3 separate regions of the Homo sapiens genome follow, and regions 1 and 2 are each linked to region 3. A link is a contact called in ENCODE Hi-C or POLR2A ChIA-PET data. All regions are on one chromosome and are shown on one strand. The core of a region is the stretch at or near the end of the contact, and the rest is flanking DNA. Distances in the headings are between cores, read along the strand shown. Region 1 overlaps FOXP1 (forkhead box P1). Region 2 overlaps FOXP1 (forkhead box P1). Region 3 overlaps FOXP1 (forkhead box P1).

Region 1 (2,839 bases), core at 279-2,778, 410 kb after region 3:
AGAGATGAAGCATGCCCTTGTGCAGATTCTGATACTGTATGCTCCCTTATTAGTCAGCCAGGGCTGCTGTAACCCAGTACAAGAGACTGGGTGGCTTGAACCACAGGCATTCATTAATATTTGCTCATGACTCTAGAAGCTGAAAGTCGAAGATCAAGGTATCCACAGGGTGGGTTTCTCCTGAGGCCCCTCTTTTTGGCCATCTTCCCTCTGTGTCATCACACGGTCTTCCCGTGTGGGTTTTTGTTAGAATCTCCTCTTCCTATTAGGATACCAGTCACACTGGATTTGGGCCCATCCTAATGATCTCATTTTTAATTTAATTATCTCTTTAAAGTCCCTATCTCCAAATACAGTCACATTCCGAGTGAGGTACTGGGGGTGAGGGCTTCAGTGTATACATCATGGGGGGAGGACATAATTCAACCCACAACAGCTCCTCACCTCCTGAAAGGACAAGCTAGGCCCCAAATTAAGAATCAGTTATGCTCTAGGAGGCTCAGATGGGAGAATTGCTTGAGGCTAGGAGTTCAAGACCAGCCTGGGCAACATAAAGAAGCCTCTGTCTCTACAAAAAATTAAAAATTAGCCGGGCTCAGTGACATGCACCTGATTCTTAGCTACTCAGGAGGTTGAGGCAAGAAGATCACTTGAGCACAGGAGTTTCAGATTGCAATGAGCTATGATTAGGCCACTGCACTCCAGGATGGCCAAGAGAGCAAGACTCTGTCTCTAAAAAGAAGGAATCAGGCCAGGCACGGTGGCTCACGCCTGTAATCCCAGCACTTTGGGAGGCCAAGGCGAGCAGATCACCTGAGGTCAGGAGTTGGAGACCAGCCTGGCCAACATGGTGAAACCCCATCTCTACTAAAAATACAAAAATTAGCCAGGCGTGTGGTGGCAGGCACCTGTAATCCCAGCTACCAGGGAGGCTGAGGCAGGAGAATCGCTTGAACCCCGGAGGCGGAGGTTGTAGTGAGCCGAGATTGCGCCATTGCACTCCAGCCCGGACAACACAGCAAGACTCTGTCTCAAAAAATAAATAAATAAGAAGAGTCAGGCCATGTGCGGTAGCTCATTCCTGTAATCCCAGCACTTTGGGAGTCCAAGGCGGGTGTATCACTTGAGGACCAGCCTGGCCCACACAGTGAAACCCCGTCTCAACTAAAAATACAAAAAATTAGCCAGGTGTGGTGGTACTTGCCTGTAATCCCAGCTACTTGGGAGGCTGAGGCAGGAGAATCGCTTGAACCCAGGAGGCAGAGGATGTAGTGAGCTGAGATCCCACCACTGCACTCCAGCCTGGGCAACAGAGTGAGACTCTGTCTCTAAAAAAAAAAAATCAGTTGATCTTGGGCCTTGGGCTTTGGCAATCTGAGCCAGTCCAGGTACTTCAGAAAATGAAAGCACACAGGTGCAGCACAATGGAAAGGCTTCCCCCTAGACACTTATGTGTAGTGTCCTCCCAGTGCTGTAGTGAGCTCCTTGCTCTTCCCAGCCACCAGACCTGCAGAGGGGGCTGATGCCTACCAACTGCAATGTTCAACTAAGCTCTGTCCAATCGAGTCAGCAGACCCAGCCATTGCTCATATTTACATTTGTAAAAAGTCAGGACGGAAAGTGTTCATTCCTGGCATGAACTCCCCAATCTGGGCTCATAAACATAAATCAAAGCTGAAGGTCATTTTTAAAAAATCAGTACATGCCTCATTAAAACAATTTTTTTAAAACTGAGTTTCTTGAACCACGGCCTATAATTTACAAAGTGCAAATGTCTGAGATACGTGTGCTAAATTTAAAGAAACAACTATTATTAAACACCCCATTATGTAAGGCAGTGAAATATATTTGCACTCTGTATATCCGTTATAATATTTCAACTGAGCCTCACAATGTTTGGCAGTTCTTTCCTTCGGTGATAATAAAAGGCTTTTCTTTCCATTAAATATCTAAATTAAGTCAAATAGTGTATGTTAAATAAGCCCATAAGTCCTTTTGTATGATGCAATGAAGTCTTGAAATGCTTATCTACTGAGCACTCTGGCTTAAAGGCTGGTGGTTTATGTCCCCTGCAGAGCCCCGGGACCCTGCTGGCTTGGCCAGACTGTGAAAATAAGCTTCAAATGACCAAACGCAACTGCAACTTTAAAAGTAGGAACCAGACCAGACACAACAAACCACAGTGTAGTCAGCCTCACTTGTCATAATTCATATGTGTGGAATTCAACTGTAAAAGCATTCACAGAGTGCTAAATTTCCTCCATTGGGGCATTCCATGTGGAATGTCAGATTTTGAAAAGCTGCTGATAAGCCACTCCTGATTACAAGTCTACAAGTTGTAGAATTAATAAAAAAAAAAAAAAAATTACCCCAACCCCAAAACATCTCTGTCTGTGTCATCCAATCCTAAACAATGTAGGCAAGTGCCAATATTTTTAAATAACCAGGCCATAAAAATATGCACTCAATTGGTGGCCCTGTATGAACACTGACTTCCTTTTTTTTGGTTTTCTTTTAGCTCCATGTCTACATTATTCTCCATTTTGATGGCCTACATAATGATCACTTATAGCAATCCTTTTTTTGAAAAAGAATCTCATCATGGTTCAATGACTTAAAAATATAATCCTTACAGATTTTTAAAAGAGAAACTTGAATGGATAAATATATTCATGTGTAGATTTCAAAGCCATGCATGTATATATAGATGTAAACACATGAAAATGTAATAATCCAATTAGCACATCTTTTTTGGAAACTAAATTAATCTTAACAAAACTGGCCTAAGGCTCAGGTAGGAGTTGACGGAACTGCTGGTGATGACGACAACAATAATAGC
Region 2 (2,700 bases), core at 116-2,615, 430 kb after region 3:
CAAGAACACTAAGTATTCAGACAGAATAATATGACAGAATTCTGAAAGCCTTAGAGATCAAGGGTGACCCTTGGGGGCAGTCCTGAGAGGCCATTTGCAGACTAACAGTTGCCTTGAGGTAGTCTGCAGGGAGGGAGAGCAAAATAAAGCACAGTCAAAACACAACGAGACACAAGAAGAGTGACACAGAGAGAAGGTGCCTCATGTCCTGAAGGATTCCAGTTTTCAATTTCACCATGGGTTCCATGATCCCACTCTAAATCATCCCTAAAAATTCCCTCTGTTACTTATAACCAAAGACACCCTACAAGGAGTACTTTTTAAATATTTTAGGCCAAAGAAGAAGTTTCTGAACTCTCAATAATTTACTTGTGACCCACGAATTGCAGAACAATGCAATTCGCTTACCCTACGCATCCCCTACCCAAATGCTCAGAGGGTCTATGTCTTCACCTCCACACCCCAGTCACCCTAGTCAGCAACTGGCAGGATCATTTTTGCACAGAATCGGAATTTTAGCACTTCACACAGTCCAAACTACTAGGAATGGAGACTGTACTAAAGTCGAAGGACTCTTAACCACATTATGAGTCATAAATAAAGAGCTTGCATTTATCACTTAAACACTTCTAAACCATGTCTCTTTTTTTTTTTTTTTTTTGGTAGTTGTTGCTCTGTCTTGGAAAAGCAGCACAGATAACACAGCTTTCAGAATAAAATCCTCGCATATAAAGGGCAAAAATGTATGGGTGTTTGAGCAATGAACTGGATCCTAGCAGAGGCATTACAAAGGACTCTGTGGGAAAGGTTCCATAGTATCCACAGTCCCACTGAACACATTCTCAATGTGCCATGATGCAAATCCAACATGATGATCGTTTGGTGTGGGTTCTCCCACCCCCACAGAGTGTGGTGGGAGAAGACACCCTCTATATAGTGTCCCATTTTCCCCAGTGGCAACACATGTGCAGAATAGCAGCGATGACGGCCACGCAGAGATGTAGAAGTGACTTAACACCCCTGCTGACTCTGCCTCCTGCCCACCTGAGCCATGGAGGGAAGGTCTGCCAACTGTCCCAGGATGTCAGGTGGACGTGGGAAAGGCGAGTAGAAGACTGAGGCCAAGCGAGCCAGCGATCCCTAAATAAAAGGTGCCACTGGGGTTTTAACTTCCTTTAAGGTCCTAACCAAGGCCTGGGTACTAAATGAAACAAAGAGGCTCTAAAAAACTTGTCACTGCAGACGGTTGAAATGATGCACAGCCAATCTGCCTCCCGAAAGACAGATGATCAAGGCAGAGCCCAGCAGCCAGCAAGGCGAACTCAGTTCCAGCTGGATTTAGGGTCAAAAGGTGGCCGAGGCATTGCCTTCCCAGAAGGAGTGAGTCACGAGGAAAGACTGAAAGCGAGGCAAGGTGGTGGATTTGTTTTTCCCCCAGCTCAGTGTGGGTATTGGCTCAGCAGTATGGAAAAGTGTACTAGAAGGGAGTGAAGGAAGTGTGCATTCCAGAATGAATGGAAGATGCAGGATAATGAATGGCACCAGGCAGGCGCAGAGGCCAAGTCGGAGAAGCATGCAGTGACCTGCACAGCTAGAAGGGGCTGGGCTGCCTTGACTGACCCAGATGGGTCAGACAGAAAGACGGTGTTTTTTTGGCACAGGTTCTGGAACTCAACAGAGTCAAGGACCAGCCCTGGCAGCCAATATCTGGGTGACTTGCCTCAGCCTCTGGAATTCTCAACTGCTTCATCTTTGAAATAGGGACAAGAATAATACCTCCTCTAATGAAGCTGCTAACATGTATTTAAAGCTTTTTGTAGCAACAGCACAGAGGTTGGCAAACTACTAGCCTGTAGGCCAAATCTTTCTGACCACCTGCTTTTTACAGGCCATGAGCTGAGAGTGATTTTTACATTTTTATATGGTTGAAGAAGACAATGAAAATACTATTTGGTGACACATGAACACGATGTGAAATTGAAATTTCGGTATTCATAAATAAAGTTTTATTGGAACACAACCACACCCAGTCACTTACAGATTGTCTATGGCTGCTTTTGCACTACAATGGCAAAACTAAGAGAGCTGAGAGACTGTATGGCCTGCAAAGCCTAATGGATTTACTATCTGGCCCTTTACAGAAATTTGCTGACCCCTGCATTAGCCAAAAGAGAGCACAATCAGCAGTGCCTCATTCTACAAGTAAAGAAATGCAGACAGATCGTGAAATCTTTTTATTAAGATACAATTCACATGCCATAAAATTCACCCTTTTAAACAATAGAACTGAATGGATTTTAGTATATTCAACGGTTGTGAAACCATCACCACAATATAAGTTAGAAGATCACCACCCCCAAAAGAGATCCTATACCCATTAGCAGTCTCTCCCCATTCCTCTCTCTCCAGCTCCCTGCAACTACAAATCTACTTTGTGTCTTAATGGATTTGCCAGTTCTGGATCTTTCTTATAAATGGAATTGAATATGCGGTCCCTTGGTGTCTGGCTTCTTTTAGTTAGCACAATGTTTGCAAAGTTCATCAATGGTGCAGCAGGAGTACTTCATTCCTTTTTGTGGCTGAAAAACACTGCATTGCAAACATTCATCACATTTTGTTGATCCACCAGTTGATAGACATCTGAGTTGTCTCCACTCTTTGGCTATTATAAATCATTCTCCTATGAACATTTATGTACAA
Region 3 (2,700 bases), core at 103-2,602:
ATCACAGCTCAGTAACAAAGGCCCAAGCAATACAAAAACAGTTACTAGGCATGACATCAGCTCACAACTACCGTAATTACATCGGTACACAAATTTCCCAAACTGTACATTTTCCAAACTGCTTCTCAATTTCAACGGCTGCCTTTAGACAATTACTTGCAGAGCTGTCTGCAGGCTTTGAGTAATACCCGTCTTTCTTCTCTTTCCCAAGCGTCATTTCCCTTTAGAAAGTGCATATTTCAATTATAAGCACTATTTTTCAAATATGCCCATCAACATATGTCCAAATTAGGAGACGGTGTGGTCTGGTGGTTAGCGAGGAGCATTAAGCATCAGCAACTCTGATTCCATTCCTTTTGCTTTCCCTGTTTGCGGGGCCCAGGTGGTAGCTCAGGGAGAGGCAGTAGAGTGTAATGGATGAAAGCATAGACTCTTGAGCCAGATTGTGTGGGCTAGAATCCCAGCTCTGCCACTTATCAGCTGTATGGCCTTGGACAAGTTAACTTCTCTATGCTCCACTTTCCTCCCCTGTAAAATGGGAATAATAATAGAACTTACCCCATATGGTTGTTGTACAGTAGTTGGCTCCTAGAAAGTACTATATAGTATTTACTATTTAATATGATAACTATTATCTTTCTGGGACTCAGTTTCCTGTTTGAAAACCTGGCTTAAATTAACCTGACTTAGGGTAAACTGTTTAATTTTTCTAATGTCAGGGTAGGGGGTTGCAGCCTGGTCACATTATCTCAAGATAGTGAAGTTCAATGAGTAAAGTTTGAATGAATGAATGCATGCATGTATGAATGAATGAATGAAAATATAGGTCCTGAAAATAACCCATAGTTACAGAAGTGAAAAATACTATATTGTGGAACTTGAGCTTCATCCTATTTTCTCTAATTGCTTATTTTCATGTTCCTGCAATGAATGTTGATAAACATCTCTGACCCAATAGAAATAATAAGTGTAGGGAAAACAGATATTGCCTTGTGATTTTAGAAGTGTATTTCTCTAAGCACCAAACTTTTCGAGCTCATCCTATATGCACAACCTCTGTCTCACCGTGTTGTGTGGTCAGCTGGCTTTCCTGACCGGGCAGGGTGCCAGGGGAGTGCGACTACCTCCATTGTCACTTCTGGTCCATGGTATTGCACCAAATGCTGTTATTCTAGGCTCCAGGAAATTTTCTAACCACTGGACAGGGTCCAATGCTGTGTGCTAATGAGTTTCAGATTGGAGGACCTCACTGTGCATGTGTCAGAAAAGTGCCACGGTTTATAGCAAGGTGGGGGGAGGGAAGAAAAGACACACCAAAAGAAAAAACAGTAGTTAAAAAATGCTGGCTACTCAAATTGACAGGGAACGTGACCTCTGCACTTCAGCAGAAATTCTTGCAGACTTACAAAATAAAGGAGTTTGCTTTTATCGCACACTGTGAGACTCATATGGAAAAATGGAAAACACTACATCACTTGACCTCAGCGTGCCCCCTTTCAACCACAGACGAATATTGTGTACAAAAATTCTAAATCAACTTAAGATGTTCCCCCCCCAAAAAAAGAGAGAGGCTTTAATTTTCTACATTAGACTTGATGATCACTATTTTGGTTCTGAGATTTTGCTCAGAAGATTCACACAGGAAAAAGACTCAAAATTCCAGGAAGAGTATTTTACCACTTTGGGGATAATGATGTAGTGGTCTCTATTGGCGGGGCGCATCATCGTCTATACTCCCATTGCACTGGAGAATACTGAGCAAGCCTGACTCGCCCAGGCCTGAAAGTCACTCAAGACTAAAATCATGATTATTTGCTTACATTAACAGAACACTAAAACCAATTTTAAACAACTTAAGGAAACTCGAGCCATCTTTGCTGGGTGATTCACTGCCATGGGAAACCAAGAAGCTCTTTTCTCCCTTCAAGGCAACCAATAGGCTTGATAGCAAGACCTCATTGTGGGATCACAGCCTATCCAAGAAGAAGCCGCCCTTCTGCTGCTGTTGCTGCTGCTTTTATTTTTTTCGTTAAGAAGAATCACTTCTTAGGAGTGTCTAACAGAACTTTTGAGTAATGAGATTACATTTCAGTTTTTTTTCTTTTGCCACACTTAGTCCTGGGGACTTTAAAAATCCAATTCTTTCACATCCTCTAACTGTCATCAACATTTTTTCAGATGGTGTCAATAAAATTGATTGCTTGCAGTTCTGAATTCTGTTCTGCATATGGAAACAATATAATTTATTTTAAAGAATTTTCAATAGGGATGGAAGGAGAAATGGAACCTCAGGAAACCCATCCACAACATTTGGGGAGGGGTGGGAGGGAGCAAATCCAAAGCAAAGTAAACATCCTGAACATTACCGGACGCTGGAAACTTTGACAAAACGTCCTGATATATAAACCCTAAACCTGACTGTTGTGCTGACTGATACATCTTTCTGTCAGATATGAATGATGTTTCTGGAGCATTAATATGTTCATTAAATTCTAACTCCCTATACTTAAAATATTCTCTACTTTGGCTCAGAGGCATCTTGACAGCTTTGTTGTAATCATATATGTGAGGCCCCCAGTCTACACAGTTGTAGAGATGCCTCATACCTACAACCAATCTGTTGCTTTTACAAGTTCAATCTAGTTATTAAGCAGCTGATTGTGGAACCACGTTGCTTCGACATCTTCAACTCAGCTGTAT

Evidence for each region. Hi-C counts contacts between places; a loop is a spot of excess contacts on that map. ChIA-PET counts read pairs that join two places held with the same protein, here RNA polymerase II (POLR2A). Pooled maps may share reads with other maps.
Region 1: a loop to region 3 is called in a map of chondrocyte, with 1.8 times the contacts of the local background. The contact joins two enhancer-like sites. A Hi-C loop is called at or near these places in 1 of 168 maps with a recorded cell type or tissue (chondrocyte). POLR2A ChIA-PET finds 5 or more read pairs at or near these places in 4 of 52 experiments (BJ, activated B cell, activated CD4-positive, alpha-beta T cell and 1 more).
Region 2: a loop to region 3 is called in a map of endothelial cell of umbilical vein, with 3 times the contacts of the local background. The contact joins two enhancer-like sites. A Hi-C loop is called at or near these places in 1 of 168 maps with a recorded cell type or tissue (endothelial cell of umbilical vein) and 2 of 50 pooled maps. POLR2A ChIA-PET finds 5 or more read pairs at or near these places in 4 of 52 experiments (BJ, HEK293, SK-N-SH and 1 more).

What each region holds. Positions count from the first base shown.
Region 1 is chr3:71,509,148-71,511,986 of GRCh38, forward strand. All of the region lies in intron 2 of FOXP1 (forkhead box P1), which reads right to left. Among named protein-coding and RNA genes, the nearest start is that of MIR1284, 32 kb to the right of the region's middle. RefSeq lists a silencer at 1,411-1,705. Within about 2 kb of position 1,529, at least 3 of the 41 ENCODE cell types and tissues checked have a DNase peak (open chromatin) inside an H3K27ac peak, as active enhancers do.
Region 2 is chr3:71,535,931-71,538,630 of GRCh38, forward strand. The region is part of intron 2 of FOXP1 (forkhead box P1); the gene reads right to left. Among named protein-coding and RNA genes, the nearest start is that of MIR1284, 4.8 kb to the right of the region's middle. Within about 2 kb of position 1,366, at least 5 of the 41 ENCODE cell types and tissues checked have a DNase peak (open chromatin) inside an H3K27ac peak, as active enhancers do.
Region 3 is chr3:71,102,404-71,105,103 of GRCh38, forward strand. All of the region lies in intron 7 of FOXP1 (forkhead box P1), which reads right to left. Among named protein-coding and RNA genes, the nearest start is that of FOXP1-AS1, 190 kb to the right of the region's middle. RefSeq lists an enhancer at 2,002-2,700. Within about 2 kb of position 1,353, at least 12 of the 41 ENCODE cell types and tissues checked have a DNase peak (open chromatin) inside an H3K27ac peak, as active enhancers do.